2 separate regions of the Mus musculus genome follow, and region 1 is linked to region 2. Evidence: chromatin loops called from intact Hi-C (ENCODE). Cell type or tissue: left cerebral cortex. All regions are shown on one strand. Each heading gives the region's core, and the rest is flanking DNA. Links, peaks and the distances in the headings are about the cores only. Region 1 has its middle 19 kb from the start of Gm13070. Region 2 holds the start of Spsb1 (splA/ryanodine receptor domain and SOCS box containing 1).

What was found. Peaks named below come from ENCODE experiments on the same cell type or tissue, not always from the same donor. Only the 100,000 strongest peaks of a DNase experiment are listed, where the experiment ranks them.
Region 1: it touches region 2 in a loop (2.6-fold over the local background); 15 of 42 quality-filtered maps call a loop at or near these places.

What each region holds. Positions count from the first base shown.
Region 1 is chr4:149,875,774-149,892,183 of GRCm38, reverse strand. No RefSeq gene overlaps it. Among named protein-coding and RNA genes, the nearest start is that of Gm13070, 19 kb to the left of the region's middle. In left cerebral cortex, for the core only: no CTCF peak of the experiment used is centred there; DNase peaks (open chromatin) are centred at 5,242 and 7,988; H3K27ac peaks cover 1,623 bases.
Region 2 is chr4:149,944,758-149,961,167 of GRCm38, reverse strand. It overlaps Spsb1 (splA/ryanodine receptor domain and SOCS box containing 1), which reads left to right and starts at 6,162. Exons shown (of 3, transcript NM_029035.2): 1 at 6,162-6,315. In left cerebral cortex, for the core only: no CTCF peak of the experiment used is centred there; DNase peaks (open chromatin) are centred at 6,036, 7,005 and 7,327; H3K4me3 peaks cover 2,324 bases; H3K27ac peaks cover 820 bases.

The sequences.
Region 1 (16,410 bases), core at 3,156-11,155, 68 kb after region 2:
GTCTCCTTGTCTGTCAGAGAGGGAGAACATTTCCTCTCAGGATTCTTTCAAGATCCCTAAGCCAGTATCACTAGAGCGCTCAGTGCACATCTAAGCCACAGATGCATGAGAGGTGTTCCACAGTTCCAAGCCACCACAGTCCCTGTGTGTGCTGAACCCAAAGCTCTTTCCTACGAGGGCTTTCAAGGCCGTTGCCAAGACCCAGGGGACTCAGTGCTCTGGGAGGAAACCAGGTCTGGCTTGTTGTTGTTGTTGTTGTTGTGGTGGTGGTGGTGGTGGTGGTGATGGTGGTGGTGGTGGTTTGGTTTGGTCTGGTTTGGCCTGGTCTGGTCTGGTCTGGTCTGGCCTGGTCTGGTCTGGCCTGGTCTGGTCTGGTCTGGCCTGGTCTGGTCTGGCCTGGTCTGGTCTGGTCTGGTCTGGTCTGGTCTGGGAGCCAGGAGCAACAAAGAGCCAGGTGATAAGCCCTTCCTGGCCTTGCTCAGCATCTCTGAGAATGCAAGCGGTTCCAGGTTCCAGCTCAGCCCCTCCCTCTGTTTTTACACCTGTCTTCTTAGAACACTTGTCATCAGGGGCCCAAGAGAGCTGATCTCAAGTCCTGGACTCAATGGCATTCCCCAGAGAAAGTCACATTCTTTTGGGGTTCAGGTCTCAAAACACAGACACATCACTTGAGGCCACCATGCAGATCTCCACTGCATCTTAAGGACAAAGTTCCTGAGGTGGCTGAGAGGACTTTTCCAACAGAAGCCCATGAGAAATGCAGCCCAGGCTAGCCCATGGGGGCTGCTGCCACACAGAGTTCTCAGTCATCACTGGTTACGTTGTCCTCTCTCCCTGGCCACTTACCTAAAGGCTAGTCCTCCGACACCAGGTTTCTGTGTGCTTGACCCATATTCCCTGGGAGGAACCCAGGGCAGACTCAATGTCGTAGGTCCAGGATCCAGTTACAAATCTTTTACTGTACACTTCAGTGCGTGCTAATATAGATGCTGTCTCCCCTCTGACCTACTATACTATCACGGTCTAGAAAGGATGAGCACCAATCAGAGAGGTCCCTGGAAACAGAGGTTGAGCCTGAGTGAGACATCACATCTTAAGGGTCAAGTTCCCTATGGGACCTCAAGAGGTCTTCTTCCCTCCACCCTACCCCCCACCCCTGTCTGATGGCACAAGGATGCCAACGGACCCCTGCAGCTTTTCCTGGAGGGCTGCGTGAATTGGTCCTACAAGGACATGGAATGTGAATCCCGAGCTACTGGGAGACAGGAGTTGCAGCTGGTGCCATGCCAAACTGGGGTGCCGTGGTCAGTCGTCACAGTCCTCTGTGCGCATGGTTTGATTTACAGGAGGCCGAGAGCAGCTCCAACTGCAGACAGAAAACTATTTGAAGCAGCTGCCAGATGTTGTGTCTGAGCTGGGTTTTACAACTTGCTTACTGGTGAACAGCCACCTCCTGCTGGAGTTCAGCTTGCCCCAGTGGGTTTGGGCCCTGGCGCCAACCCCACAAGCCTGTCTTTTCAGCTGCCTGAAGGCTCGCTCCTGTTTAGCAGGAATCTTGTTGGGACGTTGAGGGGGAGCCAGGCTGGGAGCCCAGTTTCCAAAGCATCCCACCTTCCTGAGGAGGTCCTGAGGGTCTGACTTCAGGATTTCTCTCAGAAGCTCTAAGAACGCTCTGGAATGCCTGTCTGAGCTCAAGCACTTGGGGTGTGGCCTGAGAGATGTATGTACCGAGTATGACTTTTTTGTCTTTCTTGTTCTGTGTCCTGGTCTCTCCCGCTTTAGCCATCTGACCCCAAAGGCACAGAGGACGAGGGCTGGGACCAAAAGCTCAGCCAAGAGCTTCTAGAAGGTTCCTAACATTGTGCACGAGAGAGGGAGGTACTAGTGAGTACAGCCTGTCTGTGGATGCCGCAGTGTTGAGCCAAGACAGCCCTAAAGGGTGGTCAGGATTTTCCCTAGCATGAGACTACTGGAGTTCACTGGAAGTTAGAACACATTTCTAGCCCTCCCTGTGGCAAGGGACTCGGGACTCCAGGCTCATGATCACTTCCTGGGGCTGTGAAGCAGAGCTGAGTGTGACAGGGAAAGGGGCGGGGAGGAGGAAGGAGACGCGTGATTAATCTTGTTGCCTGTGAAAGCATGCCTGTGTCCGTCCAGGAATCCTGGCCGAGGGCCGCCAGAGTGGACAGAGTGTTCAGTCCCCTCCTGAAAGCGCCAGCGATGTTTTGTCCGCCGGGAAGGAAAACACCCTTTGCCTAAGCTAGAACTTGGCTCTGCCTCCGGGAGACGCCTGGGAGGCCTCCTTCTGAGAGGAGTGTAGTTGAGGACTAGAGGGTTTTGAGAGCCCTGCTTCTCTGAGGTGCCAGGGGTGCCCTCTAGCCTCAGGACCGCCCCTCTGTGATCTTGCCCAGCTACTCCCCCACCCAACCCCCCTTTTTTTTTCCTTCTGCAATAAGAAAAAAGAAAAAAGTTCCCAATGGTTCATCTCTCCCAAAAACCTGTGTTACCCGCCCAAAAATGATGGCGGAACTTAAGACATTCCCAGGCTGGCCCACATCAGGCACAGTGACCCTGCAGAAGTATAGGGACTCAGGCCCAAGATCATACGTCTGGGGTTTGGACTCAACATCTGTGAATGTGGCCCTGTCAGCTGCCCAGGTAGCCTGACTGTGCCTTCTGTGATTGGGAATAATAATAACTTTGAACCAAGCTCATGCTATTACCAAGATCAAAGGCAGTGTGAGTGAGGAGATATGACCAGAAGCCCAAGAAGCCATGCATATACGCACGCACGCACGCACGCACGCACGCACGCACGCACGCACGCATGCCCTAGAATCATTACCCATTTATTTACGGGGCAGTGGGAAAGAGACGCCTCCTAGCAATCCCTACTGCTGCCAGACAGCCCCTCCCTCTGGCTCAGCACTTCCTCCTGGGTCCTTAGCAGCCCTTCAGGAAGCTGATGGTCTCTTTGAGCATGCCCCCCCCCCGCCCCCACTTCCTGAAAGGATGGATTTGGCTGCAGGTGTCACTTCCTTCAAGGGAAGCCATGCAGCAGCCCAGCCCAGACTCACCCTGAGAACATGCCGGCCTCCTATGAAGGCTCAGAGGCCAGGGTTCCTGTCAGGATAGCCTATAAAATGTTGCCAAAGACCCCAGACTAATGGAGTCCCATTAGACCCAAACAGGTCTTGGCCCCATTGCCTGTGCCAGACGCACGTGGACACTGAATAGAGACCCAGAAAACCTGAGGTTCAACGGGAGGACACGAACTGGCAGACACGGGGCAGGGGCTGCAGGGGAGAATGTGGTGGACCCTCCCAGGCATCCTGGGCAGGGATGTCCTAGGGGCATTGGGAAGGATGAGTAGGAGGGTTCCAGAAAGGAAAGTAAGCCCATTTATGTAGGTTTCTAAATACAACTGGTTGTTCTGAGTAGCTCTTTGTAAAACAATAGAGTCCAGGGTTCAATTGGCTTTGTGGTAGACATAGAGGTCATAGTTAGTGATGGTGGTGGTGATGGAGATGGTGGTGAAGATGATGATGATGGTGATGATGACAGTGATGGTGATAGAGATGGAGATGGTGCTGGTGGTGGTGGTGATGTCATCCAAGCACATGTGTCTGTAGCCCACAGAAAGCTCTGTGAAGAGTCTTAGAAGCCCAGGTAGTCTCTGGGGCCCAGTCCATCCAGTTTCTGGCTTTCTGAGATGAACCCCTTCAGAGCAACTCTCTTGAGGAAGGCCCTGGATTCCTTCCCTATTCTGCATCTGGTCCTTTTCCACTGGGGATCCCGGGGCAGTCATGAGTCAGGCCAGCAAGACTGCTGTCACACAGTGGGGCATGGGTTCAGGATAGTAGCACCCCACCGGCTCTTGCATGGCCGAGAGCCTGTGGAAAGTTTTTTCCTGAAGTGACCCCACGGGACTAGAAAAATGGCTCCGTGGATAAAGAACTTGGCTCAACTCCTTAGCAGTCATGTGAAAAGCCAAGGAAGACTTTGTGTCTGTCACACCAGCCATGGGGCCGACACACAAAGGAGGAGAGGGGAGACCTAACACAGCGGTTCTCAGCCTTCCTAACACTGTGACCCTTTAATACACTTCCTCATGTTGTGGTGACCCCAACCATAAAATTATTTCGTTGCTCCTTCATAACCGTAATTTTGCTACTGCTATGAATGGTAACATAAATATCTGATACGGGGCCCTAAAGAAGTCTCCACCCACAGGTTGAGAACTGCTGGTCTAGCTTAATCAGTGAGAGACCCTGTCTCAAAAAAATAAGGAAGAGATCAGTTGAGGAAGACTCCTGACATCAGCCGCTGGCCAGTACGTGCTCACACATGTACAAGTTCTTGTTTCTGTGCACACATTACAATATGTAAACACACATAGAACACATACACAGTACACATACAGACACACACACAGAACACATACACAGACACACACACAGACACACACACAGACACACAGACACACACACAAACACACACAGACACACACACAGGCACACACACACACAGACACACACACAGACACACACACACAGACACACACACACACACACAGAGACACACACACAGACACACACAGATACACACACAGACACACACACACACACACATAGACACAGACACACACACAGACACACACACACACACATACACACACACACAGACACACACACACACACACACACACACACACACACAGACACACACACAAACAGTCCTAATTTCTCTTCATGCTGGCTCCCAGGTCTGGGAGGCCAAGTTTTCTGCAGACTGACTCCTGGTTGTTCTAGAAAGCCTGTCCCGGGCAAGGTAGTCTCTTCCTCCTGCACCTGCGCCTGCACCTGCACTACTTATGATTTGGGCGTGCTCTGTGGCCTCACCGAGGGCAGCTCTGCAGAGGGGCCACAACAAGCAGGCTGGCCTCCCCAGGGCCACATGACTCCTGTTTTCTCCGTAAACATTGCTCGGTCCAAGACCAGCGAGGACACCTGACCCGGCCGAGGTTACCCTGGTCTTCTGAGCTCTGTGTCAGCTGCCAGCTTATTTTTATGAGCTGTTTAATCTGCTCACTGTCCTCTGTTCCCAGTAGATGAGGACACGCATTCCAGGATGACCTCGAATGATAACAGCAGCTGTCTAGACAGAGGCTGGCCCCAACACCATCATAAATAAAAGTAGCTTTGTGCTCCAGGCTCTCGTCTGAGCCCAGGGAGGGGCGAGCAGGCCCCTGGTGGGCCGGCTGCCACAGGGCTCACCCAGCTACTGTCCGCCCCTACCCCACACCCTGGGATCCTAATAGAGTGCCTAAGACCTGCATGAGGGCAGAAAGCAGCCTGCTGGTCCTAGGATGCCCTTGGAGGAATGCAGTACTGAACATTGGCCCTTTCTCTGCTCCATCCATCCATGTGATCTGATGGGGTTGCTTAGACAGCACACAAGGCAGTCATGTGCTGATCTAACTTTACACCCCAGAGTTAGCGCTCTGCCTGCTGCTCCCTGGGCCCGGGGCCTCCAGGCACAGCCAGAAGTTTTGGCCTCCTGCTCTCTCCCTTTACTATCTCCTTGCTCCATGAAGCCCGTGCTCCCTCCACATGGTGTTCATTCTCTGGTGTGTTTTCTACTCCCTCTCTCAATGCCGACTGAGCCCTGTTTCCACAGAGCCAGGCAAGGCTGAACTCAGGGCTGAGAGGAGCTGGCAGATAGAAGGACCTTGGGATGCCCCATGAATTCAGAGAGCTGGGCATGGCTAACTCATCCATCGGGTGCACCAAGAGTGTGCAGAAGCATCCATGGGTGCATTCAGGCCAACGTGTGTGTGTGTGTGTGGGGGGGTGGCATACGAAGGAGGCCACAAGGGAATTAAGCCTCTGGCTCTTCTCTGGGTGTGTGGCATGGTTCATTTGGCTTCTCATGGGGGACAGGAAAGCTGTGGAGCACAGTGAGAGATTTGGAGAGAACAAAGATGGTTCTTGAATACAATCTGGCTCTTGGGTATGACTGGAGGTGAGGAGACAACTGTGGGCTAGATTCTACAAAGATGTATGTCATTGTGACATGGTATGTACCACGGTGCCCTGCGCAAGGGATAGGCCTTATTATCATTACTAGAGACTTGGGGACTAGATCTCAGTGCCGAACACCCCTTCTTTGAAAGGGGCACAGCTCCCCAGGGGCTTGGCACACCTATGCTGATCTCTCACTCCTGAGCGCATAGGTCTTCATAAAGCACAGGTCCTCAGAGACTGGGACCTGGGGACAGCAGAAGGGACAGCGCCCAGATGAGACACACCTACAGTGCACACACTGGTCCTTCCCTGTGCCCTGGCAACAGCCAGCACAGACCTGGAGATCCTTTTGTTTGAAACCTTGGTCAGCCTATTCCATCGAAATGGCCCTGTAGAGCTGAAGGGCCCAGTAAGGAATTCCCAAACCAAGCAGGTCCCTCCCACTCAGCGGAGGTCACTTTTCCTCCCTCCCCAGATCCCACCCGCACACACCCACAGAGGCTCCAAAATCAGGAGAGATGTCGCTGTGCTGGAGATAAAGCAGCAATGACTATTCTAAGGGGAGAGAACGTGTAGGATCTTCCTTGGATCCCCAGATGACATCTACCCCTGTGACAGGTACTACCAAGCCAGGAGTCCCCTTCCACATCCATGGTAGCCAAGCAACCTTGGTCTACCCCATCCCCAGGAGGCACCCCCATTCTGGCTTCACGGAAGGCAGCAAGTCCTCTGTGCTTTGAACATTTGTTCACATCCCTGACCTTTCAAGGTAGAGAAGAACGTCCGGGAGAGACGGTGGTGGGGATGGGGCCACTGTAGGTCCATCAGAAAAGGCAGTGTGGACAGCAAGGAAAGCAGCCATTTCCAGGAACAAGAGACAAGGGGCAAGGCTGATGAAGTAACCTAGAGAGGACCAGGGTAGGATGGGACTCCTGTCCTGTCATTGGCCACAGCCTTCACCCCCCAAAACACATCCAAGTCAAACAGGAAGACTGTAAGGAAGAAGGCAGAGAGTTTCCTCCCTGTCTTTTGTTTTGAGATAGGATATCATGTAGCCCAGGCTAGTCTCCAATAGTTAACCTCTGCCGACACAATGCACCAGTTCAAGGCGAATTAAAAAGTATATAAAGGCAGGTTTATTGGGGACAGCTCTTGGGAGGGTTCACTGATCTCCCAGGAGGAGGTCTGGGAAACAGCATTCAGGAAGAGAGAAATGCAGAGGGGGTGGGGGAAGAATATGTCTGAGTAATATAGTGAAGAGCCCAGCCCCTGGGCTGGAAAGTTCAGGGTAGAGGGCGTGGTATGCCAGCCATGCCCTTTAACAGGTGGACTGAGGGATGCTGGGAAAACCAGGTCTGCTTTGGTATGTTGACTAGGCACCTCGGGCCGCTTGTTCACTTGTTCCAGCTCTCTGTACAGAGGATGACGTGACCCCCGATCTTCCTGCCCCCACCCCGATATATTGGTGAAGTACAAACACACACCGCCATGCTCGCTTTGTGCAGTGCTAAGGAGTGACCTGGTGCATCACTGTACCAACTGAGCTGCATGCCTAGCCCAAGGACTTACGTTTTACGTGTTTATGATCTTAACAATTGAACTAGAGCAAACATCCATGTGACAGGCATCAGGTAAGGCCAGCGAGGACTTAAGGATGTGTCTGTGCCCCAAGCCTGTGGTAAAACACCAGGATATACTACCTCAATGCCACTGCAACTCTGAAATATTAGACACTTCATTTTACAGAGGAGGAAACCGAGGCACGGGGGGGTGGGGGAGGACGGGACGGGGAGGGGACAGTGTGCCTCACAGCTGGCAAGGGCAGAGTCAGGATTCCAGACACAGATGGCTCTGATTCCCTGTCGTCGTCTCAGCCTCTCTGTGTCCTGTAGTGCCTGGCACTGAGCTGGCACCAGGCGTGTTTATTCAGTGCATGGCCAGGACAGATCCGAGCCCTCCCCGCCTTGCTCTGAGTGGAGCTTCACTCTGGAGTCTCACGCGGCAGCTTACCAAACAAGAGTCTGTTGAGGATGTGGAGCAAACAAGGAAGCATTGGACCAGCCACCCCTGCCTTCAGGGGCCTCTGGCTGGCTGGGCAAAGGGAGACATCCAAAGTCAGAAGCCTGGTTTTGTGGCCATCAGGAGCGGAACAAGAGGCAGGGGGTTGCGAATTGGGGACATGGCCCTTCCTGACCATCTTTGGAGCCCTGGGCCAAAGTCTCTCCTCAAAAAGGCAATAGGGAAACAAGGTACCAGGCAGAAAAAAAGCAGAGATGTGTGAGGAAGGGCTAGACCCTGCTCATTCCAGCATTAGATCCTTTGTGAGGGGCCCAGGACACCAGCCAGGTCTGCTAAGAATGGAAGCCATGATCCCTGGAAGGGGGTGGGAGGGTGTCGGGTTGAGGTACCTACCTGGGAGAGGACAAGTGTGGGACTGTCTGAGTATAGCAGCCTGGAGTGTCCTGAATCTGACACAGGACATCAAGAGCATGAGCCTTGCCCCCTCCCCACAGCCTCTGGCCACCCTTTCCTTTAGCTCCTCTGACCAGGGAGGACCCTAGAAGATGAAACCCCCTTGCCTATGTCCCCTCAACACTACAGTTGACCCCAGTAAGCTCTCTTTCCCTGGTAGGACCTATGCAGCCTAGCTATCACCACTCTCTCCTAAAGTGTGATCAGCTCCCAAGTTTCAATTTGGGGAACTACCTGCCCAGCCTGTTGTGACTATCTGCTGGTGTCTCCCCTATGACCATTGTCAACAACACCATTGCGAATGAATCCTGCTTCACAAGGGGAAGCCTGTAGCCGGATGGATCTTGGAGCCCAACCCTCTGGAAGCTATCTCAGTCTCTCTCCGGGAGCTATCTCAGTCTCACCTAGTAGAACTGCTGAGAGTGAGCCACAGAGAGGGGGGGCTGGGCCAACTTCAAGCGATCGTTTGCACACCTGCATCCACAGGCACCCCAGACCAGGCCTCCACAAAACTCTTCAACCTATTCCTGCTGAAGCTGGTGGGAACTGGGGCTCTGGCACCCACAACTGCAAGAACCTGGGGTGGCTCAGTCCCCATGTCTCCTTACCATAAGCAAAAAGGCTTTTCCTGGGGCCCCGGAGGAAGGAGGGAGAAGGTTATTGTGTGAGTGAGGCCCGTCAGGAGCACAGCCCTGGAGCACAGCCCTGGGCAGACCTTGGCCAGTCTCAGCCTCCTGATATTAGACAGTAATGCAAACCAAGCCCCTTGGGTTATGGAGATAGCCCCGACCCCTTCCAGGCCTCCGGTTCTCCCTGTTCAGTGGGAAAGAAGAATAGACAGAAACCAAGACTGTGCTCGGTGTTGGCGCTATGTCTTGTCCAACAGGAGAGAGAGGGCGGCCTCAGAACAAGTCAGGGAAGGTTTTCTCACATGGTGTGTGTAGGGCAGGGGAGCCTCAGAGAGAAGACAGCTGGAGCTGGTGACAGCAAAGCCGCCTTCTCCCCAGTCCCGCAGGAGAACGGTGGTGACCGAGAGCTAACACCCAGAACAGTAAGCCCTTCTGCCGGCAGCAGTAACTCCCACTCATAGACTTTGCCGGCTCACAGGGGCCAGCAGTGTTCTAGCCTGAACCCCAAATTTCATGGTCACCCAGAGCTCAGAATGTGAGGTCACTTATAAGCTGGCTTGCTTGCTCTCTCCACGTGTATGTGGGGAAGTACAGCAGATAAAGTTACATCCAGTGACCTGTGGCCCCATGAGAGGACAACACAGTCAGATAAGGAGCTAAAGGCCATGTGCCGAAGGAGGCAAAGACGTGAGAGATGCGTCTCTGAGCCAAGGAAGGCTGGAGCCACTCCAAATGGGGATATGCCTGGACAGGTCTTCCCAGAGCCTGAGGAAGGCCCTAGACTTACAGACACTTTACGTGAACTGTGAGAGAGTACGTGTATGTGTGTGTGTTGTGAGCTCCACATCTCCTTCCCTCTGGCTCACCTTAAATCTAGCCCTAAGGCAGAGGACATGAAAATCTCTTGGGGTGATCTACACAATACAGACTCTAGACTGGAAGCCGGGGAAAGAGAGAGCCAGGTCCTGAGAGAGGAGAGGAAGGCTAGAAGGGACAGCTGTTGTCACAAAGGGCAGCCTACCCAGACATGCAAGGGAGACCTGCTCTCTGGGGAAAGTTGTCACTCAGTGTGCTCCTGGTGGCCATATTGGCACCTCCGTCCATTTTTCAAATCACATGCTCATCTACTAGAGTTCCTCAGAGACCCACCTGCCCGCTCTGCTCCCGAGAAAGTCAAGAAGTAGCAGAGTCCCCTAGCCACTCCCCAGGGAAACAACCCAGGGACACTTGGGTTTATCACTGCCTGTGCTTTCTCTCGCTCACTGTGTGTGTGTGTGTGTGTGTGTGTGTGTGTATCTGTGTGTCTGTGTGATTGTGTGTCTATATGTATGTCTGTATTTGTGTGATTGTGTGTCTATGTGTATGTCTGTGTCTGTGTGATTGTGTGTCTATGTGTATGTCTGTATTTGTGTGATTGTGTGTCTATGTGTATGTCTGTATTTGTGTGTCTGTGTGTCTTTGTGTATGTATGTGTGTCTGTGTTAGTATGTATGTGTCTGTGTGTGCATGTGTGTGTCTATATTTGTGTTTCTGTGTGTATGCGTCTCTGTGTGTTTGTGTGTGTGTGTTTGTGTCTCTGTGTGTATGCATCTGTGTGTCTGTGTGTGTGTGTGTGTGTGTGTTTCTGTGTGTGTGTGTCTGTGTGTCTGTGTGTCTATGTGTATGTCTGTATTCGTGTGATTGTGTGTCTATGTGTCTTTGTGTATGTATGTGTGTCTGTGTTAGTATGTATGTGTCTGTGTGTGCATGTGTGTGTCTATATTTGTGTTTCTGTGTGTTTGTGTTTCTGTGTGTGTGTGTTTGTGTCTCTGTGTGTATGCATCTGTGTGTGTGTGTGTGTGTGTGTGTGTCTGTGTGTTCATCAGTGTGAACACACCCAAGGAAGTCATAGGTAAAGCCCTGCAGCTGTTCCTCAGGACACCACCAGCCACTTTGATATTTTGACACGTGGTCTTTCACCAGCCTGGAACTCAATACAGCTAGGTCAGCTGGCCAGCCATCCTCAGGGGAGTGTCTCCACACCCCGTCCCCAGCACTGGAATAGAAATGTGACGCATGCAAGCACCCCTCGCTTTCTTCTGGATCCTGAGCATTGAACTCAGGTTCCCATGACTACAACTGAGCCACCTCCCGGCCCTAAGTAAGGTAAGGTAAGTTGGATTTCTTCAAGAGGAATGTGGAGCCAAGCCAGGTCTAGGGATTCATTTGGACTTAACAGAAGGACAAACAGATGCACTGAAGGCTGGGTAGGTCAAGCACTGGGGATAAAGGCCAACTAAAGTCCCAGGATCTATAGGGATCCTGTCCATCAGTCTCTTGACACACACCCTGGGTGGTCAGATGACAGGTGGGTGGTGCTGTTCCCTTCACACTGTTAAGTATTCTCCACTTGATGGGTCCAGGTGCAGGTATTCCCTTTAGTCTGTGTTCCTCAAGTCCTTAGCCTGGTTTTCCTGGTATGACTTTAATACATCTGTGCGCCCTTATGTTCCTAGTCTAGCTTGACAAGTTTTCAACTGTTTGTTTCTTACTTTTGAACGCTTGCTATCAGTCTGCATCCCAAACCACTTCTACATGCACAGGATGCAGAGTTAACCTGTCTGCATTTGCACTGAAAATGCAGCCAAGTGCCCCTTGCAAAACGGGGTCACCCAGGGCAAGGCACAGCCTGGAAGCCACAGAAGGGTCCTGAAAGAACCTAGGTGCTTCTGACAGGAGGCGAGGACACCAGGCAATCCCTTTGAGTTTCCTGTGGCGGCGTGACAACCGACCACAGACACACAATGTGTGACTTCACAGCTCTGGAGGCCAGACGTGACAGGCAGGTACGAGCAGGGTTGACTCACTCTGAAGCCTCAAGGAAGACTATTTTAATTTTCTAGCTTCAAGCAATGCCTCCGTCTCTGGGCTCGCAGCCTCCTGCTCCATCTTCAAAGCCATCGGCTTTGAAGCATCTTTGTCTCTTCCTTTCTCTGGTTCTCTGCGTGTTATCTCCTCTTCCTGTTTATGTCTCTCTGACATTTCCTGTCTCTCTCATTTTACGTCTCTGTGTCTCTATCATTCTGTCTCTGACTTTCTTGTCTCTGATGCTCCTGTCTGCTTCTTGTGGCAATCCTTTTGGTAACCCCAAACCTGCCTGGGATTCAAGAGGCCCTTAATCCCACCTTCAAAGTCCCTTTGCCCTGTAGAATCATAAAGATGATGTAGACGTCTTCACAGAGATGTCATTCTGCTACAGTGTCCCTGTAACTAATGTCACAGCCAGCCACTCATGCTCAAACTGCAGCTCTATCTTACTCAAGGTCAATTTTCAGGCCACCTCCCAGGGCCATTGGGGAATCAGCCTCCTGTGGTTGAGGATGCTCCAGCTGACAAGGTGCTGTGCCCAGTCTAGCGGCAAACAGCGAACCCTCCCCAAAAGTCAACAGGGGTGGTGGGGCAGAGGCCCATTAGCCAGACACAAAGAGACCTTGTCATTACAGACCACTCACTGTCCTAGCATCCTCGGAGATCTCCAGAAGGGCGATCAGGGAGAATCAGGGATGCAGGGGAGGCCAGGGATGCAAGGATTTTTGACTCTATAGAAAATTCAAGGTCTGGGTCCTTTCAATAAAATCTTGCTAGATGTAGCTGTCTCTTGTGAGACTATGCCGGGGCCTAGCAAACACAGAAGTGGATGCTCACAGTCAGCTAATGGATAGATCACAGGGCTCCCAATGGAGGAGCTAGAGAAAGTAGCCAAGGAGCTAAAGGGATCTGCAACCCTATAGGTGGAACAACATTATGAACTAACCAGTACCCCGGAGCTCTTGACTCTAGCTGCATATGTATCAAAAGATGGTCTAGTCGGCCATCACTGGAAAAAGAGGCCCATTGGACTTGCAAACTTTATATGCCCCAGTACAGGGGAACGCCAGGGCCAAAAAGGGGGAGTGGGTGGGTAGGGGAGTGGGGGTGGGTGGGTATGGGGGACTTTTGGTATAGCATTGGAAATGTAAATGAGCTAAATACCTAATAAAAATGGGAAAAAAAAAGAAAATTCAAGGTCATCCTGAGCTACATGAGACTGTGTCAAAATATTAAAGAAGAGAGAAAGGAAGATGGGGGGAGCAACTAAAGGATTTGTGGGAGCAAGACAGTGGTCCCTGCACATCTGGGGACAGGGGGGTGACACACACCCATGGAACCTGGCTCTGAGGGTTAGCACAGTCCTGATTGCCTTCCTGGACAGTATGGAAGAGGCACTAGTGGACAGGGCCAGGCTTGCCGACGGGTCCTGGAATGTTCTCAGGAACTGCCCAGAAGAGAAGAGGGAAGGGGCTGTACAACGAGTGTGCCTGGCAGTGCTGGCTGTCCCCAAGGCTAACTGCCATGCTACCTCCTACCCGCTTGCAGGCAAACCTCACAAAAGCCCTGGGGCCTCACCGAGTCCTGTTGTATACTGGGCCTCAGTTGATGGAGGCCTCCCCTAAGCTTGGCCACAAGGCTTGACTATACTCGCCTCTGAGAAGAGTGGGAATCTTGCGGACCTGTGAACTGGCTGTCAGCCCTGCAAGCTTCTCCTTGGGGTGCAATGCAGAGCCTCATGCTCTCTCCAGACCTTGATGACCCAACCACAGGAGAGATTTTATACGCTTCTCAATTAAGCCTGAGAGGTTCAGAGCACCCTTGAACACAGTGCACAAGCCAGGGCCCTCTGATAGCTACTCTGTTGGCACAAGTCCCCTGGCTAAGCCTGCCAGGAACACCCTTGGATAAACCAGGTTTTTCCTGAGTGGAAGTTAGGTTCAGATCCATGTGCCCTGCAGGCCTGAGCAATTGGGCAGGCCATCCGGGTCCCACAGCAAAGGTGGGGGATTCTGGCCACCAGCCGGGGAGGGGAAAACAGAGAATTCTGAGAAGCTGCCAGGCTTCATCCCGCCCTCCTGAGTCACACGGGAATGTTTGAGACCAGAAGGCAGGTGGGTGGGGGTAGGGGCCTTCTCACAGCCCCTTCCAGGGTCACAGTCAGGGCACTGCAGAGGGAGAGCGGGCCAGACCTGTGAGGGATGGCAACCAAGAGGCAAGCGGAGGATACAGCTGCAGCCTCGGGCCAGACACCACTTCCTCCCTTCATGCCCACCCTCCTTTCCAGAGATGCAGCCCACCGAAGATCTCGTGTTCTGGAAACACTGGCCGATCCCATCCCTTCCAGTAGGGGAAGGATCTGAGGTTCCTGTTCCCAGCGGATCCAGGGAAGCCCAGGGCCTTGACTCACACGCTCCCTTCACTCCCTACCCCTCCCACGCCCACTGTCCCACCCCCACCTGCAGCTTCGGGGACACAGCTTCTTCCCTCCTTCCATCCCCCCACGCCCAGCATCAAGCCCAGCATACACTGGGGCTTAGTAAACACCCACCGTCTCTCCTCAGCATCCCCACACTGAAGACTGCTGCAGCTGCTTTGCGCAGCAGCAGACTGTGGGCAGGAGCTGGCTGAGGCAGCTGAGCACAGTAGGACCACTTCTTAGTGGGGCCCTGCCCTGCTCCACCCCAGGAAGATGCTAAAGGCAACTCTGCTGTGACTGACATCTGCCAACCCCAGCTCCACTTCTGAGAAGGATGCTGATCATCATTCTCCCTACCCCACCCTGTCTGCCCTCTGGTGCTTCAAATAAGCAGAGCTGTGTTCCGCCAGCTGCCCACTGCACCACTCAGTCCAGCCTGAGGGTGGAGGCCCCAGTCTGTATCTGCTTATAGCATGCTTCCCTGCTTCTCCGTGCTTCTTGTGTGTGGACGTTCAGCCTCCAAGCTCTGTAAGGAAAAGTCTTGAGGCCAACCCACCAGTCTGGACCTGTGGGAGAGTACTGCACACCATTCTTGGTGCTGGGAATGTGGCTGCTGCACGCTGGTATGGCCTTTAAGTTGTAGGAGGGCAACATCAAAGACATCAGGTTGACCAGCCTAAAGCCCAGATCCTGCCACCTCCGTCTCTGGGTGAGCAGGAGCTGGGACAGGAAGCAGGATGCCAGCTGCTCCCCTCACACCAGGGCTTGCAGATCCAGCAGCTGGGCTTCGTCAGAGATTCCGAGTGAGTCCTCAGCCAGCTCAGCTGTGCGGATGCTCTCCAAGTGGAAAGCTTGGTCCGCACTGGGCCAGAAGATGGTGTGTGTACTGGAATGATCCTGGTCCTCCTGGCCAGAGACACCACAGGTCCAGACCACACCAGCCTCAGGGAATCCGATGGGAAAAAGAGTTGGCTTCACTATCTCAGGCTCCCATAGTAAAGGTTACTCCTTCCTGCCAGAGGGATTTGGGTAGCTCTGATCCAGCTACCTGGCAAATATCCCTGAACCCAGCTCTGTGCGGAGCGTGTAGTGGGTGTGACCAACGGTGGCCCTGCCCTGTAGGATCCTGAAGCAGACAGGTAAAATCAGGCCAAGGCAGCCTGTCTGGGTCAATGGAGCAGAAGTCAGGGGGAAAAGCCTGGTGGTGAGCTACCTGCAGGAGGGTCCCCGGGGCTGTCCAGGTCAGGCTGACTTTGCCAGGATGCCGAAGAGTTTGGAGGCAGCAGCCAGTCCCAGGCCGTTGGGCTTTTTCATCCCACAGTGCCCTCCTAGTATCTGGTGTGCCCGGCCCGGGAGTACCAGACTTGCTTGGGAAGACTCGGGCTCTGTGCCCTGGAAGACTCAGCTGCACCTGCCTGGCTTTGAGCCACGGGAAGTGACTTGCCTGTGAGGTCCCAGCAGGCAGCATCTCCCAGAAGGCACACAGGAAAGAGCTTGCAAGGTTTATGGCCACTGAAGTCAGGCTAGGTTTGGGGAGGGTGTGAGCCAAGCCTGCTGGTTCTAATTAGAGGACTGGGCTCCTCAAATGGCCAGAGGGGCTAGGGGCTATGCCAGGTTTGCAGAGCAGATGGCAGTGTTTGGTACAGCGTCTCCTAGCAACAGGGGCCACTGTAATGGAGACGGGGTACCCCAGGAGCTGGAGAACACAGCAGCCAGTTTCACCACAGGGCCTGTGACTAGCCTGGCTCGGGTACCTGTCCTGGGCTGAAACTGGCTGGCTCTTATCCCACACTAACCTGAGTTTAGGGAGAAGCAAACAGAACCTGTCTTCTTGCCTGGATCCTGAGTGAGAACTGTTGTCTCCCAGCCCAGGGTGGTACTGCTAAGGCTCCAAAGGTCCTGAGGCCAAAGCCTGGCTGTGCACCTCCCCTGAACGTTCTGAAATCAAACTAAAGCAGCGAACAGAACCCAAAATCTAGATTAGGCAATGCCCTGTCCACACTCAGAGCCCAAAGTA
Region 2 (16,410 bases), core at 4,310-12,309:
TAAGGTTTTCTTTTGTTTTGTATGAGACAGTCTCACTTAGCCGAGGCTGGCCTTGAACTGCTAATCCTCCTGCCTCAGACTCCTAAGTGCTGGGATTGCCAGACTGCTACGCTTGGCACTTTAGACAAGGTTTTTCTTTTAAAAGTTCATTTATTGTAGCAGAACTGGGGACTCATCCCAAGGCTCTACGCATGCCACAGCCCAGAAGACACCTCAGGAAGCCAGGCGTGGAACAGGTCACGTTGGCTGCGCTTTGGGACTCTGTTTTTCCAATCTTCACCGCGCTATCCCTTTATTTGACTCAGCTTATTCCATCCAAATGGAGGTCCTCATGTATTCGTCCGACACTATTTGAGGAGAGTGGGGACTGAGATTATTAAGGAAATCCTCGCTGTTGTCTTGTTTCGCCTACTGGAGCATCTTTTTCCTCTGTCCTTGTGACTTCTTTTTGCTCCTGAAGGGAGCAGACCAGAGACTTAAAGGGCACACAAGCTATGGGTTCTCCTTCCAGGGTTTCTGCCGCCCTTTTAGCCCAGGTCCCAGTTTGCTCATCTATGAGTCAGGCTCGGACAGCCCTGGAACCCAAGGCCAGAAGAACCAGCTCATCTCCAGCTGCCCGGCTAGTGTGTGTGGGGATAAATAATTGCTCTTTAATGCCTCTTTGGGGTAGTTTGTTCCACAGCAGTGACTGGGAGATGCCGTGTGTCAAGGATCCAGGTGAGCCTTGGGCATCAATAGGAATGCAACGTAGCCCTTCATATAAGTCTGGTGAGATTAGGATGACCCAAAGATTCAGACCATCGGTGGCGAGATTGCCTCTCATGGGGGCTGTGAGGGAGGGCCAGGTGGGAGAATGTGTAATGGGGGGGGGGTGATCAAGCCGAGAAGGGCAGCTGGGAGCTGGGAGCCAGAGCAGGGGTAGGATGGGGGCAGGGAAGCTTCTGGAGAGAGGTCTGCGGCACAGCGGAGGAGGAGGAAGCAGGGGCGTGAGAAGGTAAGGCAGGGAGGAAGACTGCCTAAGGTTTATTGGACATCCTCAAAAAACGTCTATATTAGCCCCTCCCCCTACGCACACTGCCTAAGGCTTATTGGGCATCCTCAAAACGTCTATATTAGCCCCTCCCCCTACGCACACTGCCTAAGGCTTATTGGGCATCCTCAAAAGGTCTGTTAGCCCCCCCACCCCCCACTGCCCAGGGCTTATTGGACATCCTCAAAACAAAAACGTCTATATTAGCCCCTCCCCCTACGCACACTGCCCAAGGCTTAAGAGGGAACAAAAAACTTTTAAGAGCTGGAGAACCGGGAGGAGTGTGGTGGAATGCTGTCTTCTTGACATGCATGGCTGCCCTGCCTATGACCTCACTGCCGCGGTGGTTCCTGCACAAGCCCTGTATAAGAGTAAGCCAACCAATGTGATCAGTCCACACTGTAGCGGGTAGCACCAACTGAACTCAGCTGGTTAAAAAATAATAGAAAGAAAAGAAAAAAAAAAAAAAGAGCTCAATACATGTCCATTAAGATCCTCAGATTTTAATTAAAAAAATATCAAGAGACCAGAGGAAGAAATACTCTCAGCAAGTATTTGTTTACACTGTTTAAATAAAGATTTATTGTTCCAGTAAAGGCGTCCATCCCATGGGGAAAATACCCTGAAGGACTGGCAAACATTACTAGTGACAATCTGACAGAGGCACAGCATCCCAGCCGACTGGCTATTATTTTCGTGGAAGAATTATCAGAAAATATTGCAGTAGGAGCTGGAGAGGTAAACTTAGTGCCTAAGAGCACCGGCTGCTCTCTCAGAAGATATGGGTTCAACTCTCAGCACCCACACGACAGACAGCTCACAACCGTTCATAACTCCCAGTTCCAGGGGATCTGGCACCAACTTCTGGCCTCTACCAGTACCAGGCACTCACACAGTACGCTTGTGGACTCGTAGGCAAAACATTCATTGATATAAAATAAAAATAAGTATATCCTTATAAACAAACAAACAACAAAAACCATTGCAATAATGGTTATCGGAAGATCCCCTCTCCCCCTATCCCCATCTCTTGGGAATCTCAAAAAGCCCAAGCTGGTCTTGAACTCACTTTATAAAGGATCATAACATTGAACTTCTGACCTTCTTGCCTCTACCTCCCGAGTGCTGAGTTTACAGGTACATGCCAGCAAGGCCAGGTTTATGTGATGCTAGCTAAGAAGTCTAACAACTAGCTGCATGCCACAGAATGTCCATCTCTCTGTTAACATCTTCTCAGAGTCTTAAGAGCTCCTTTCAAGCCTGGGTACCACCCAAATCCTGGCATAAAGTTCCGGAGCCTTTTCTCTGAATGTTTGATATCGCTATACTGCAATCCCACATATGGCCAGCAGGTGTCACTGTTCAACAACGTGATCCTGCATCAGCACAGGCACAAAGGACAAATGGAGCCTAGTTTGTTTTACCTTGTGAGAGAGATCTGTCTTCTGTTATGGGTAAGGGATGGCCTACATGTACTAATATGCCCGTGTTTGTTCTCTCGGTCTTGGTAGCACTTGCAACACTTTTGTGTCATGGATTGGTCTCACAAATCCTTGGGAATCTTTAAGCTCCTCAACCCCCCTTTTTATTTCATGTTTGTTAAATAAGTGCACACATGTATGAGAACATGTCTCTACAAGCCCTGGGAAACACGTAGAGCAGTTCTATGGGTAACAAAACCAAATCGGCTGGGTAAAGTGAACCCCGCAACCATCCGAGTTAAAATTCCAAACACTCGGCATAATCTCATTTACATACTCCTACTTCTCAGATCATGGGGGAGAGGCGTGGACTGGAGATTCCCGAGAAGCTCCTATAACCGGCCTCGCAGAAATGAAAATATTCCAAAGAGACACTTTTATTTTTCAATTTGACTGTCAGACTATTGAAATAATGGACCCCAAAGAAATGGGAATTTCCCCAGGAATCTCATGCTGGCAGGAGAAAGGACTCTGGCTAGAGGGGGAACTTGTCTCCCAGAAAGATTTCACATAGTTCTAAGAACTCAGACCTCCCTATGGGATGCGGCTGAAGCCCAAGCCATGATGGGCCAGCGGGACCATATTTTGACCGTAACTGCCTAGATACGCGTATTCTTGGTCCCTACCTCACGTCACAACCCCACAGATGAACTTGTGGCATTTATGAGATCTCTCCAGTGTGACCACACCAGATATATCTTCTTTTTCTGCTGCTTTCCACTTTTAATTTGGCTACCTTAGTAGGCTTCTTTTTTTTTTTTTTTTTTTTTTTTTTTTTTTTTTTTTTTAGTTTTTTTGAGATAGGTTTTCTCTGTGTAGCCCTGGCTGTCCTGGAACTCATTCTGTAGACCAGGCTGGCCTCGAACTCAGAAATCCGCCTGCCTCTGCCTCCCAAGTGCTGGGATTAACTTAGTAGGCTTCTTGAGGATAGGTGACCCAACCTGATTTGAACTCATGTTGTAACCCCACATTCGACAACATGCCCAGGCCAGCTAGCCTGGTGTATGCAGCAGTGAGCACTAAAGCCGAGTCTGAGATGCAGCGGATGGCGAGGACCAGTGCCTGAGGTTGTCATGACCTCTGTAGGCACGCTGCTGTATCCACATGTACATTGCATATACTGACATGCACACAAAATTAACTTCAAACAAATCGAGTCTCTGCAGGTTAAGTATCTTGGTCAAGGACACCCAGTGGGTGAACAAAGGTTCTTGGGTTTACGCTAGGCTGGTCTTAATGCAAGGGGCCTCAGAGAAGACAAGGGCCCTGTACCCTTTAAAGAATGGCAGGGTTCTTCCCTGCGGGCCCCAACTATCCAAGACACCTCTAGCTAGACCTCAAACTAACATCAGAGAGAGCAATTCTGTGAGGGCTTGTTCCCTAATCATCCATCCTTATCATTTTCTGAAGGTTAGAGAAGTGAGTGAGCAAATCATATCAACAGAACCCATGATGTACAAGATGTGGGAGTGGGGTCTCGGGGCAGCGTGAACAGAACTGGGAGTCCAGAGCCTCCTCCTCCCCTGGGGCCTGATTTGACTCAGGCTTAAGCAATCATCAGCCGACCTTTCGATCGTATTTATCAGCTGGTGTATCAGCTATTGCGAGCTAATGACTTTTCAACAAACAATAGGATCACGCCCCTTCCCCTCACATTCCGGCTTTGAGGACTCTTTCACAGTGCTCTGACTCACCGAAGTCACTGCTGTATGACTAACGGAGATTTACTAGCCCACCTTCCCGGTGTCCCAGGGATAAGAACGATGACTGTCAGGTAAGCTTAGATATTCAGACCATCAGTATCCATTTACCCAACAGGGTCAGAACTCAGGAGTGCTGATAGAGAAATATTCAAGCCTTTTGAGAGCTGTCTTTCTTGGGGTCAAAGCTAAGAGGACCCAAATGGACAGCTGCCATTCTTTTTTTTTTAATTAATTAATTAATTTATTATATATAAGTACACTGTAGGTTTCTTTAGACACACCAGAAGAGGGTATCAGATCCCATTACAGATGGTTGTGAGCCACCATGTGGTTGCTAGGACTTGAACTCAGGACCTTTGGAAGAGCAGTCAGTGCTCTTAACCACTGAGCCATCTCTCCAGCCCCCCCGACAGCTGCCATTCTAACCATTTGAAACAGCTTCCATCTGTTCTGGAAGCTTTCCCCCAGGCAAAAGACAAGTCTTAGAAGAGAGTACATAGTCCCAGGTGTAGTGCTGCAGTACCTGCCCTGTGAGGTGACCGACCACACCTGATAAGGGACACGTACTTCTCGCTCAACATATGGAACATGCTCTCTTTCCAAGCTATATGGGTCAGTGGCTGCCGTGCTCACAGGGAATGCTTCAAATTCCCAGACTTTGAAGAGTCCAACAGGAGGGAGTCACCCCCCTGAGTCACCGGCAAGGCTGCCTGCTCGAAGAGCCAATAGCGCCCCGGAGAGGCCGCTTTCCCCACGCAGACCCACCTTGTCCATAGCAGTCTGGAAGCTTCTGTGTTTTCAAACAAAATTGGCAACAGTGAGGTGGTTGGAATCTACACAGTAGCCTCCGGCCCTTCGGGTCTTTACAGTGAGTGATTAAATAACTTCAGCGGCCACAGTATTTATAGCAACTTCTCTAGCATCCCTCCCCACGTATGGGTGAGGAGTGGGAAGATCTTAAGGGGATATCGCGAAGATGGGAGTGAAAATTCCCTCAGTCACCTGTGACTACTCTCTTCTGTAATGACGGGAAAGGAAAATCCCTTTCAGACTAGAGCTTCTAACGGTGTACTTTTAATGTGAAGTCCCTGTCGCTTGTGCCATCCTAAACTCATTGTCTAGGTACTGTGGACGCCTATGCGACCAGGACCTCGGGGTCTTGAAGTTCTGAGTTGCCTGTCTGTCTCCATGAGCGCGGAAACAGTAAGTATAGAGCAGCCGGATTACACATGGACTCATAGACAGTTCCTTTGCACGACAGCATTACAGAACCTTAACCCGGAGTTTCAAACGAGTTAAGCAAGATCTTGCTCCTGTGATTACTGCTATAACCTCACCCTGCCAAACATTTTTTCCCTAAAGAATGAACCTCAGCTCCTCAATACAGTGCTGGACACCACCGCAGCCCCCGCGCAGGTTTTCTGTTATTATGATCCTGGCCTTAGGTCCAGCCTTTCCTAAAAACTTCTCCAGAGGAATCAAAGCTCTTGCTGCAGAGGCCAAGGCAGAGCGATGTATGTCTGAGCCTACAGCCCTTCTGCAAGAAGGTGGTATCGGGGGCTACAGAGTTCGCAAAGCCCCAAGCCTGCCCTGCCTCAGAGCCCTGCGCGCTCCGGGCTCTCGGGCGACCAGCGCCGCTCAACGCTAGGAAACCCAGCGCTGGGTCGGAAAGTAGAGGGGCGTGGCAGGAGAAGGGGCGTGGTGTAGGGCGGGGCTAAGCGGGAAAGTGCGGAGGGGAGGGCTGTGAGGAGCGCCAGGCAGAAGGGAGGGTTGCGATAAAAAGGGCGTGACCTGAGGCGGGGCGTGGTGAAGGAGCGTGACATGGGGCGTGGCAGGGCAAATGGAGGCGGGGTGGAGCGTACAAGCCCCGCCCACGGCGCGTCCTTCTTTTTTCTCCGCCCTCCCACCTTAGAGCTGTCGGTGGCTTTTTCTTCTCAGCGCAGGAGTCGCGCTCGAGCGGCCCGCGCGCTTGCTGCAGGAACCAGCTCCAGGCGCTGGCGCCGGGGCCACGGGGAGGAAGCGACTTCGCTCTCTGCAGCGGGCGCGGCCCTGGGCACCGCGAGCCTCCGGAGCTCCAAGAGCTGCGGCCTCTCTGTGCGCGGTAGGCGGCATGGGACACCGAAGACCGGTTGGGTGGGCGCGCGTTCGGGCTCTGGGATCCGGGGATGGGGGAGACACGGGGACCACCACGCTGAGAGAACTGAGAGGGTGGGCGCGGGGCAGAGCGTGGGCATAGGGTGGGCACCCGGCGTGGAGCCATGATCGATCTTGGGTCCCCGGAGAGGGGCCGGGCGCCGCCCAGTGCGCTGCCGCTTCTGCTGCGGAGGCTCTGGGGTCCCACCTGCGGGGGCGGCATTGGGTGGGGACCTCAGTGGAGCGGGGACAGTCGCTCCCTAAGATGAGCCTAGGCTGCAAACCGAGAAAGAGGCCTGGGGCTCTCCTTAGTCCCAGGGCGCCTTAGGGTTCTGATTGTTGAGGGGGACTCCCATCGCCAAAGTCGAGGGGACCCCTTCTGCCCCATGCATCGCGACCCTGCTGAGTTAAGTTAGTTTCGCTTTTCCCGCCAGTCCGGGCTCTGATTTGTAGCGGCCCTAGTCCCCCTTCCCGATCCGGCCCCCGTAGCGCCTCTCTCTGGGAGACTGCCTGGTGACACTGCGCGCGGCGCCAGCCACCCCGGAGCCGCCGATGCTTCTCCGGGCAACCGAGGTTATGTCAGGAAATCGATGGAAACAGAGAAACAAGAGCAGCCTGAATCGGATGGTAGAGCAGAGGATGAGTTGTCCCGCGCCTGACGAGTGTGCGAGGACTTGCTAATCTCCAAGTTTAAGGATGTGCCATGGCAAAGACTGAATGTTCACAAATGGTGCCTGTGAAGATGTTTGCCAGCCAGGAAGTTGTGTGTGCTTTTGCGAATGAGAGTGTGACCTTGTGAGTTTCTGTTCGTGTCTGTTGTTGTGTATCGTTGTGAATATGTGTGTTTCCTAAATGTTCTTGCCTGTCTGTGAACAGTAGTGGGGCTGGCCATTGGCTCTGGAAGGTTGTGGAGTATAACTCCCCTTGCTTGGTTGGTTTTGGTAAGTGGGGTATTGCTGGAGTGCTGGCTGGCACCTTTCCAGGGAAGCTCCTGCCAGCTGAGCGGGGCTCAGGCTCCTCTCTCTTTTTCTCTGAACTCAAGCTGTACAGTGTGGTGGTGAGCTGGCAGAAGCTGCTTCCTGAGTGAGTAATAGTTAATTAAACACTTTAGTTAGTAACATCAGAAACTGCTCATGAGCTGAGTTTTAACAGGTGTTTATGGTAAGAGCGCCAGCCCCCATGATGAAGGCTTGGTGTCCTTGAAGGTTTAGGATCGCCGACGAGTGTGTGTGTGTATGTGTGTGTGTGTGTGTGTATGTGGGTACACACACACACACACACACATACACACACACACTCACACACACACACACACACACACACACACACACACACACACACACACACACACGCTGAGGTAGGATGGCCTGGAGGGAGTTGGCTTTCTTCCTAATTGTTAGACTCTAGGAGAGAGTGGGATTGCCTTTTCCTTTCTGCCCTACGCCTTCCCAGCTCGCATCTCTGGGAGGCAGAAAGCACTACACTAACATTAGTGGTACAGACAGAGGGAACCATTCAGTCAGAGAATCCCAACATCATTTAGAGACTATCTGCCCAGACCAACCCTTTCCCAGTGGAGGCCCAGAGAGGTTGGGTGATTTAGCCAAAGTGCACAGCCAGGGCTATGCACCAAGACAAAAATCCTGGCTGTTGCTTACTGTCCCTAGCTCTGAGGTCATAGGCCAGTTATCTGCAAACTGACGGGCTGGATTAGATCATCTGAAACAGTTCTTCTCCTTTTACTGCAGGGAACACTTCTTCCAATAGATCGAAGATGTTATCTAGATGGGAGATATGGAGTTTCTGAATCCGGAAACTTTACAAGCCTTTTTCTTCCTTAGCCTGTATCCCACTCAAATCAGCCAGACCAAAACCTGGGGAGAAGCCATAACTGTCAGTCTTAGGAAGGCTGGTTCTTGCCTGGGGCCCTGGGTGAAGTCACTTAGGGGGTAAATTAGGCTTCTTGAGTGCGAGGCTGTGCCAGCAAGGGTGGACACACCCTTCAATGGATTCCTCGTGGCTGCTGCATAAAATGGGTCCCCTTGGAATCAGCAGAGATGTTGAATTTCTCCTTGCTCCCCAGGCGCTTCTCATAGTGTTGTGAGTTTAATCTAGGGACTTCACACCAGTCTCTTTCAGAAATAGTGTGTGGCCAATATTCATGAATTGATTCATCTTTTTGTTAGGATGCACAGTGCATGGCAGGTATGCCTCCATGGGTCTGGGCGCCAGCACACAGTCCCTGCGTTCCCTGCAAGCCAGATTAGTGAGAGCAAGAGCAAAAGGCTGCCTATCACCCGGGGCTCTCAGTGCCGTGCCCACCCTTCTGCAGATGGCATCCCCGCCATTGGGCTCTGCTGTGAGCTCTCATCGCACTCCTGCTGGGCAACGGCTGGCACTGGTGGCAGCCTCCAAGCCAAGTGCTTGACACATTGCATTGTCTACACTTCTGAGGTGCTTGGATTGGGCGCTCACCGCTTCCACCCCCCTCTGCCCCAGCAGGTTACTTAACCAAGGTCTGTTTGCCATTGAAGGGTGGAGTCAAAACTTCAATCCAGTCACCATCACCATGGCAGTGTAACTCTCTTGTGCCTTCCCTGTCCCTTCAGCAAGTTTGTGTTATTATCGAGTGTGTACTGTGTGTGTGTAGGGGGTGCACATATGCCATAGCATGTGTGTGCATGTGTGTGTGTGTGCCAGTTTGTGGCACTTTGTCTGCTGAACCATCTTGATAGCCCCTGTTAACTTTATAAGTGGATTTTTCTGTTGTTGCTGCAAAAAACTCAATTATAGACTTGTAGAAAAGATAATGTGTAACACCGTGGGGTTGCTGGGAATCGAACTCAGGACCTCTGGAAGGGGCGTCGGTGCTCTTAGTCGCTGAGCCATCTCTCCAAGACTGGAAATGATAATGGAATGAACACGCCTTCACCTTTCTTCACCAGTTCTGAGGGTCATCATGTGCACATACATGTACGTATACCTGCATACATACATGTTGGAATATTCAGAAGCAGAAATATGTTGCCTTTCCTATGGTACCTTGTAAGGTGTATTAAAGGGGAGAGTTGGGCTAAAAACAGACCCCGTGACTCTGTATGAGGGGAAGGTTTGTGTGCCATCTTGTGTGTCTTCACTTTCTGCACTTTGAAGGAGAAGATGATGCTATCTATATTCTGTCGATGACCATGACCGTGCTGCCAGCAGCCCATGGGGGCTCCAGTTTGGTGCCGCTCTGCTCTTCAGAGCCGCTGGGCAGCGCCTGGCTTATTTAGCATTGTAAAAGTTCTGTTCCTTGCCTAATATTAAAAACAATGAGTCTGAGGATCCTGAGGCAAACCACATGGATTTAGGCCGTCTTGGCCTCCCTGAAGAGTTGGGCAAGAGAAGCCGCCAAGGCACAGCCCCGCTCTGAGGCCGGCCGTGGAGTCGCAGACCTTGTGCAATGCTCACGCAGGGGTCACGGCAGGCCTGGGTGTTAGGAAGGAGAGATGATTTGTCAACAAATGCTGGATCAGACATCAATCCAAGCTTAGCTCTCCAGCTTGCAGAGCTGACCATGGCTGGAAGGGGCTGGGAGCCCCTGCTTTCCCCCAACTTCTGCGTGCCCCGGGCTGAAGGTGGAGGAGGGTAGTGACTGGGATGTGACCTCCACACTCACGGAAGGACAGCTGAGTGGGAGATTGGCGTCTCAGGGTGGGAGGACCCTGCCTGTGACAAGGTCTCTACTCTGCCCCTCACGGTGAACCCTGCTTGCCACGTTAGCTATGTGGCTATGAAGCTTCCAGCTGTTTTGGGGGCCACCTTGATTGTTAAATTTACACCTGTGTAAGTTACTTTTCTTATTGCTATGGTGAAATATCTGATTTTGTTATATGTACATATACATATATATATGTATACATATATATACACACACACATATATACATATATATACATATATATATATATATACATAGATATGAAAATATAACAAAGAACAACTTAAAGGAAAGGCAGTTTCATCATCTTGGGGAAGGTGTAAGCACAGAAGCCAGAGGTTCCTGGTGTCATGGTGTCCACGGTCAGAAAACAGTGAGATAGGTGCCCATGCTCAGCTGGCTTTATCCTGTTCAGTTAGCCCGTCTTGGGCGGTGACACTTACATCCAAGGCTGGTCTTCCCTCCTCTTGAAACAGCCTCACAGACACACTAGTCTCTGAGGTGATCCTAAATCCTGTCAAGTTGACCAGGAAGACTAAACATCATGGCACCTCTGAGCTGTGAGCATCGGCATCCCCTACCTGTCATCCCACCCTTAAGGAGCAAAGGTGCTCTCCCTTGGGGTCACCTCCCTTTGGGCCATCTTACCTGTGCACAGTGAGCTGCCTTCCAAAGAAATGTCTGTGCCTCCTAATTTCCTAGGAGGAATCTACAAGCCTATGGGGGTAGATTTTTGTGGGTCTGGGGTCCTGGTGGCAGGGAACATAGAGTTGGGTCTGCTGACTTGATTGAGGCCGAGGTTCTTCGTTTAATGTTGCAGACCAGGAGTTGGGAAGGACGTTAACAGGTTGGCTTGGCCGGCTGAAACATGGAAAGCTGGCACACTGTGTCAGAACTGGAGATGCCAAGTCTCTCTGGGTTGGGTGGAGGAAGGGTCCGCAGCAGCTGGAAAAGATCGGGGTTCCAGAGGAGCGGATCTCTCCCACTTCAAGCCTCACTGCCCATCCTGGGGGGGCCCAGCAGATGGGCTTCCTCCCTCCAGTACTCTGGGAAATAGATTTGGGAGACCCACTCTGAAGTGCTTGTTGGTCTTCTCTGACCTTCTGTGGGACCCGTCACTGAGAACTCTCAAGTCAGTACAGATGGGGGAGGAGGCTGAGAGGTGGCACTCAACCTCCAAGGGCACGGTGGGTGTAATTAGTAATTACCATAATGGGCGGTCGAGCAAAGCAGCAATCACAGCTGTCTGGCTCGTGCAGACCTATGGGGCTGGAGAGTTAATCACCATGTTCCTAGGGGTGAAGTAGACGAGAAGCCTGCTGCCTTCTTGACTGTACAAGCAAAAGGCTTCCAGGGTGAGCGAACTGGAAAGCATAACTCGGATCATAAAACCAGACGCGTGGATCCGCAACTCGTCCCGCCTGAGCTCCATGACAGGGAGGCTGGGCCTACCCAGGTACACCCAAGTCACTTACGAAGAAAGTATACACTCTTAATTTTTCAGCCAGGCCTCCCCAAAGGGCCTTAAGGTCTTTGACCAGGACGGCTGGCTGTACACTAGGGGACAGGAAGTAATCAGAGAACCCAGGGACTAGTGGGTGTTGTCTGTGAGCTGACTCCATTCCAGGAGGCTGGAATGCCATTGTGGTCTTCTCTTCCCAGAGGGGCTGACAGGTCACGTGGTCAGTGACGTTTTAGCTTAGACCCAACTTAGCGGGTGCAGAGGGTCCCTGAACATCTCCTGGGGTTATTTACTGGAACAGAAAGTACAGCAGCCGGCATAATCACCACATTGACTCTCGGCCCCATGTGGCAAGACCAGGGTCAAATGGAAACCTGTCTGAAATGTGTTCAGCCAGGGAGAGATGATGAATTGGAAGCAGCGAGGTATCTCTCAGAGGGTTTCCAGAGATGAGCACCCCATCAAGGGTTTGAGAGAGGCCAAGGGTGGCCGTCTCCCCACCTGCATCCTCATTCAACTCAATGAGCACAGGTAGCCTGGGCAAAGCCACCCTGGGTCTTAGAAAATGATAGTGCTTATCATTAAATGGACCAAGCGGTGACTCCAGCTGCTGTACCAGATGTGGCTTCCTTGTTGAGCAAATGCACACATCTGGTATAGAGCCATGGATCTGGGCAATGCCTTTTTCTCTAGATCTGTCCACAAGACCTTCCAGAAGCAGTTCGTTTTCACCCGGCAAGGCCGGTGAGACGCATGCATGGCCCTACCTAAGGGGTAGTTCGCTCTCCTATGCTATGGCACGACTTCATCCCCAGGGTCTTGCCTCCCATGACCTTCTACGCTATGTCGCAAGTGCCCGTGAGGTTAATGTGCTATGCTGCTTGGACTGAGTGAGTGAGAGGTGAAAACCGCCCTGCACTTACTCGTAAGATCTTCATGGCAGAAGGTGGAAATAAGATCAATCGAAGTCTAGGACCCTTCGCATCAATGAAGCTTTTGTGAGTTGTGTGGTGTGAGGCATGCTGGGGTCCCCTTCTCCAGCAAAGGATAAGTTGTTGTGCCTTGCCCTGCTTGCAGCCAAGAAAGACGCGTAATGCCAGCAGACCTATCTGGACTTTGAAGATAGTACATTCCAGACTTGGGTGTGGTGCTCGGCCCCATCTATCCAGGGACTCCAAACGCTGCTGGTTTTGAGTGGGACCTGGAGAGGGAGAAGGTTCTGCAACAGACCCAGGGCCCCATGCAGACGGCTTTTACATTTGGGCTGCATGATCCAGAGGCTCAGGGATCCTTGAGGTGCTGTGGCAGATAAGGATGCTATTTGGAGCCTTTGGCAGCCCCCAAAGTGAATCACAGCACAAGTGTTTGGGATTTTGGAGCTAGGCCCAGCTGCTATCCCCAAATAACTACTCTCCTTTTGAGAGACAGCCCTTGGCGTGCTGCTGGGCCTTAGTGAAAAAATGAACCTCTGACCATAGGCCACCATTTATCCTTTGATCTGAGCCACACATATAAACTGGGTGTTATCGGATGCTTCCTCCCCGCAAAGTCATATGGATGTGTACATAGGAACAATCCATGATCCAAAAAAAAGCTTATATGGCCCTGAAGGCTCAACTATGTGTCCAAGTAGACAAAGAATGTGTAGCTAGATTCAAATGCATAGGATGCTTGTTTTGAAGATATTGGGCAGATTCTGTTTCCAGTCATCCTTCCTATTGCCCAAGGGTGTCCTAGAGTAGCCGTGGTGCCAGAAAATGATATTGTGTGTGCGAAGCAGAGATACTGATACGTGTATATGTATATAATAAGCATGCACGCACTGTTTGCATAGGCATGTGGGCTTACGAACCTTGAGGCAGTCTTGCTGTTCTAGCTTAGATTGGACTTGAACTTGTGACCCTGCCTCAGCTTCCCTGATGCTAGCTAGCATTATGGTCATGAGCCACCATGCTCAGTTTTTGAAGATAGAAATAGAAACCAGGTCTTGGTGCATGCTAGACCAATACTCTACCAGCAGGGCTACATCTCCAGCTGCTTGGGGAAGGCGGCTCTGTGGTGTGCCTTTAAGGTGATTGTAGAGCTATCAGCTCTGTGGGTAGTCGTGGGTTTCCTCTGATGCCTGCTTCAACTGGATTGCAGGTGGAGTGACGTTGCTCATGCTGCTGGTGGGGGAAAGGTCTAGGGGCTGGAGAGGTGCCCTATTGCTCTGGGTTCTTGGCTGTTAAGTGCCCCCCACCCCCGCACACGGTACCCCTGTCCTGGAACAAGAGGAATGACACCAGTCATGGCTCAGCCTTCATTCCCAGGTCTCTGGACTGTGGTCAACACAGTTGTCTCTGGTCCCTCGCCCTCCTAACCGCTGCCCCAGCCTGATCCTGGCAGCCCTTGTTACTAGAACTGCTCAGCAGAGCTCAGCAATGACCTGTCCCCATCAGCCATACACTCTAGGGTGCCCTTGCCCTTGCCCCCTGCTAAGGAGCTCCTGGTCGCTCCTTGGGTCTCTCCCGATGCTACCAGTCCCTGTTTGCTTCACCTCCACTGCCACCTGCCACACAACCCCCAAAGAGGACAACTGGACATTTGGCTGGTGGCTTCAGATTTTGTAGGCCGTGGTCACTCTGCTCTGCTGCTTCTGGGCCTGTGTGGCACTGCACAGCTCATGTGCAGGTGAGGAATGTGAGGAAAAGCAGCCTGCCTCATGGCAGTTGGGAAGCGGAGAGACTGACGTTTGGAGAGCCAGCAGGACTTTCTCTCCGTTCCTTCCTGACTGCTTCTTGCATTCTTTCCACACTTGGGCCGGCAGTCAGTGGAAGATGTCTGAAACACCATCTTCTCGAAGCATGGTTCGGCTAGTTGTCGGGATCCTTGTCAAATGCCTTCTCTGCCAGGCTCGGTGCTTGACACCCTCAAATGGTCCCATGAGGTCGATGCTGCTGCCTTGTTTATGGCTGAGCATAATGAACTTCAAAGCTGTTTCCTGAGCTGTAGATAGCTTCCAGGTTCCCGTGGACCCCGAGAACATGTGAATTCTAGACACATGTAGCCAGCCACCAAGAGGGTTCTCACAAGGCTGGGACTTTTCCCAGTCAGTGCTAGGAAGACTGGCTTTCATAGGGAAGCCTGTGGGATGGCTGCTACGTTGCTATATAGCAGGCGGTGGCATCCTATTTCAGGCTTCGTGGTTGTTTGTGGGTTCGGAGTATCCTTGTGCCCCTCCCCCACAATTTCACCTCCAGTGCTGTTCCTGTAATATTGATCAGATGGGATGCCCCCCTTCAGTTTCCTCTCTTACCTTGTATTTAAAACACCATAACTGGGGATCCTAGACAATTTCTCTCAGAAAACCCAAATTCAACCCCCTTGTCTGTCCAACTGCCTATGCCCCCTCCGTCAGGTTGTTGATGCCCCCTGGCAATGTTGCCGTCCACTGACTGAGGCCCAGGTATCTAATTGTGTGGTGCTGCTCTGTTGCCTTAAATCTTCCCTCTTGTGGGGTCCATGATGGTAAAACAGTCCTGCGCCTGCTGTGGGGGAGGGCACAGAGGAAGTGAGCCATCAGATGGGGATCCCAGGAAGCTGGCAGTCCCCAAATTAAGCACAGGAGTCAGAGAATAGCGGGCTTTGTGAGGGATGAGGCATTTGGCCTGAGACAGCCTTCAGACGGTTTCTGGATGAGACCTGTAGACAAAGCCCACGGAAATGGAGCCCTGGCGTTTGATTCCTCCGAAGACGAGGGATGCGGGAAACCTTTGCACGTTCTCCGGATCCCAAGCTCCTCTCAGTTTGGTGAGTTTTAGGGCTTGTGAGAATGATGGCTGTATGCGTCTGTGAAGCACAGAATTGGGGAGGGAGGGCTTCTTAAAGATGCACAGCAGTGTCCAATTTATGATAATTACCTATAAATTATATGTATGTGTCAGGGTTCCTTTGAAGAGACTTTCTTCAGAGTGATAGATGCGAGGCCCGGATTCCTCTGTCCCTTGTGCACTGTTGTGTTGATTCTGAGTCAGTCCCTATGGTCTCCCCCTGACCCCATTTGATCTCCAAAGCCCCTCAATTCCAGCCTTCCTACCACCCAGCTTTCAGGGCTGTCTGGAAAACTCAAGATAAAAGGCTTTCTGCTCCCCACTTTAAAAAAAAAAAAAAGAGCCTCCCTCATCATTCAGCCGCTGTCCCCTGAATGCCTGCTCTGTCTGGACTGTCCCAGTGCCTGCACTGAGGGAGATGCCCAGACAGGGCTAACCCGGAGGTCTGAGTCTGAGCTGCACCCTCGTGACTGGGTCTCTTTCTTCCCTGCAATGGGTCTTGCCACAGCGGAGGTTTGCACGGCTGTCAGATGTTTACTGTGGAAACTTGCAGACAGGGATACCTCCGGGCCCCGCCCCGACCACCCAGCTTCACCGCTCAGTCCCTGGGTCCTCAGTAGTGTTCCTCCCTGGAAACCACTCAGGCTCAGGAAGAGCGTTGGAATTCTAGGGAAGGGCAGCAGGGCTCTTGTGCTTTGGGGGTTTACACGGGGTGTCTCTGAGTCTGTGCCTTTGGACACCATCCACAGTTTGTGCAGAGAGGGGTTCTACTTACATTTGGATTTAGGGGAGGGGTAGTGTAGGGGTCTCTACTTTTTTGGGGGGGAAGGGGTAGTTTGCACTGTGACTTGGTCTAGAGGAGGTACGACAGAGCACCTTAGGGTGCTGCTTCCTGGGAGTTAGCAGCGCCCATCCAACTCACTCCCAATCCCAAGCCCTCAGCACACGCTGTACATGACAGCAGCATCCCCAGAGAGGCAGGAAAAGACCCCGAGTCTTGCACTTTTCCCAGACAACCCTAGACATGTTTAGCGGTTCTGCCGGGTTCTCAGTAGATCAGCCGCACCCAGCGATTCCTCTACTTTCTCA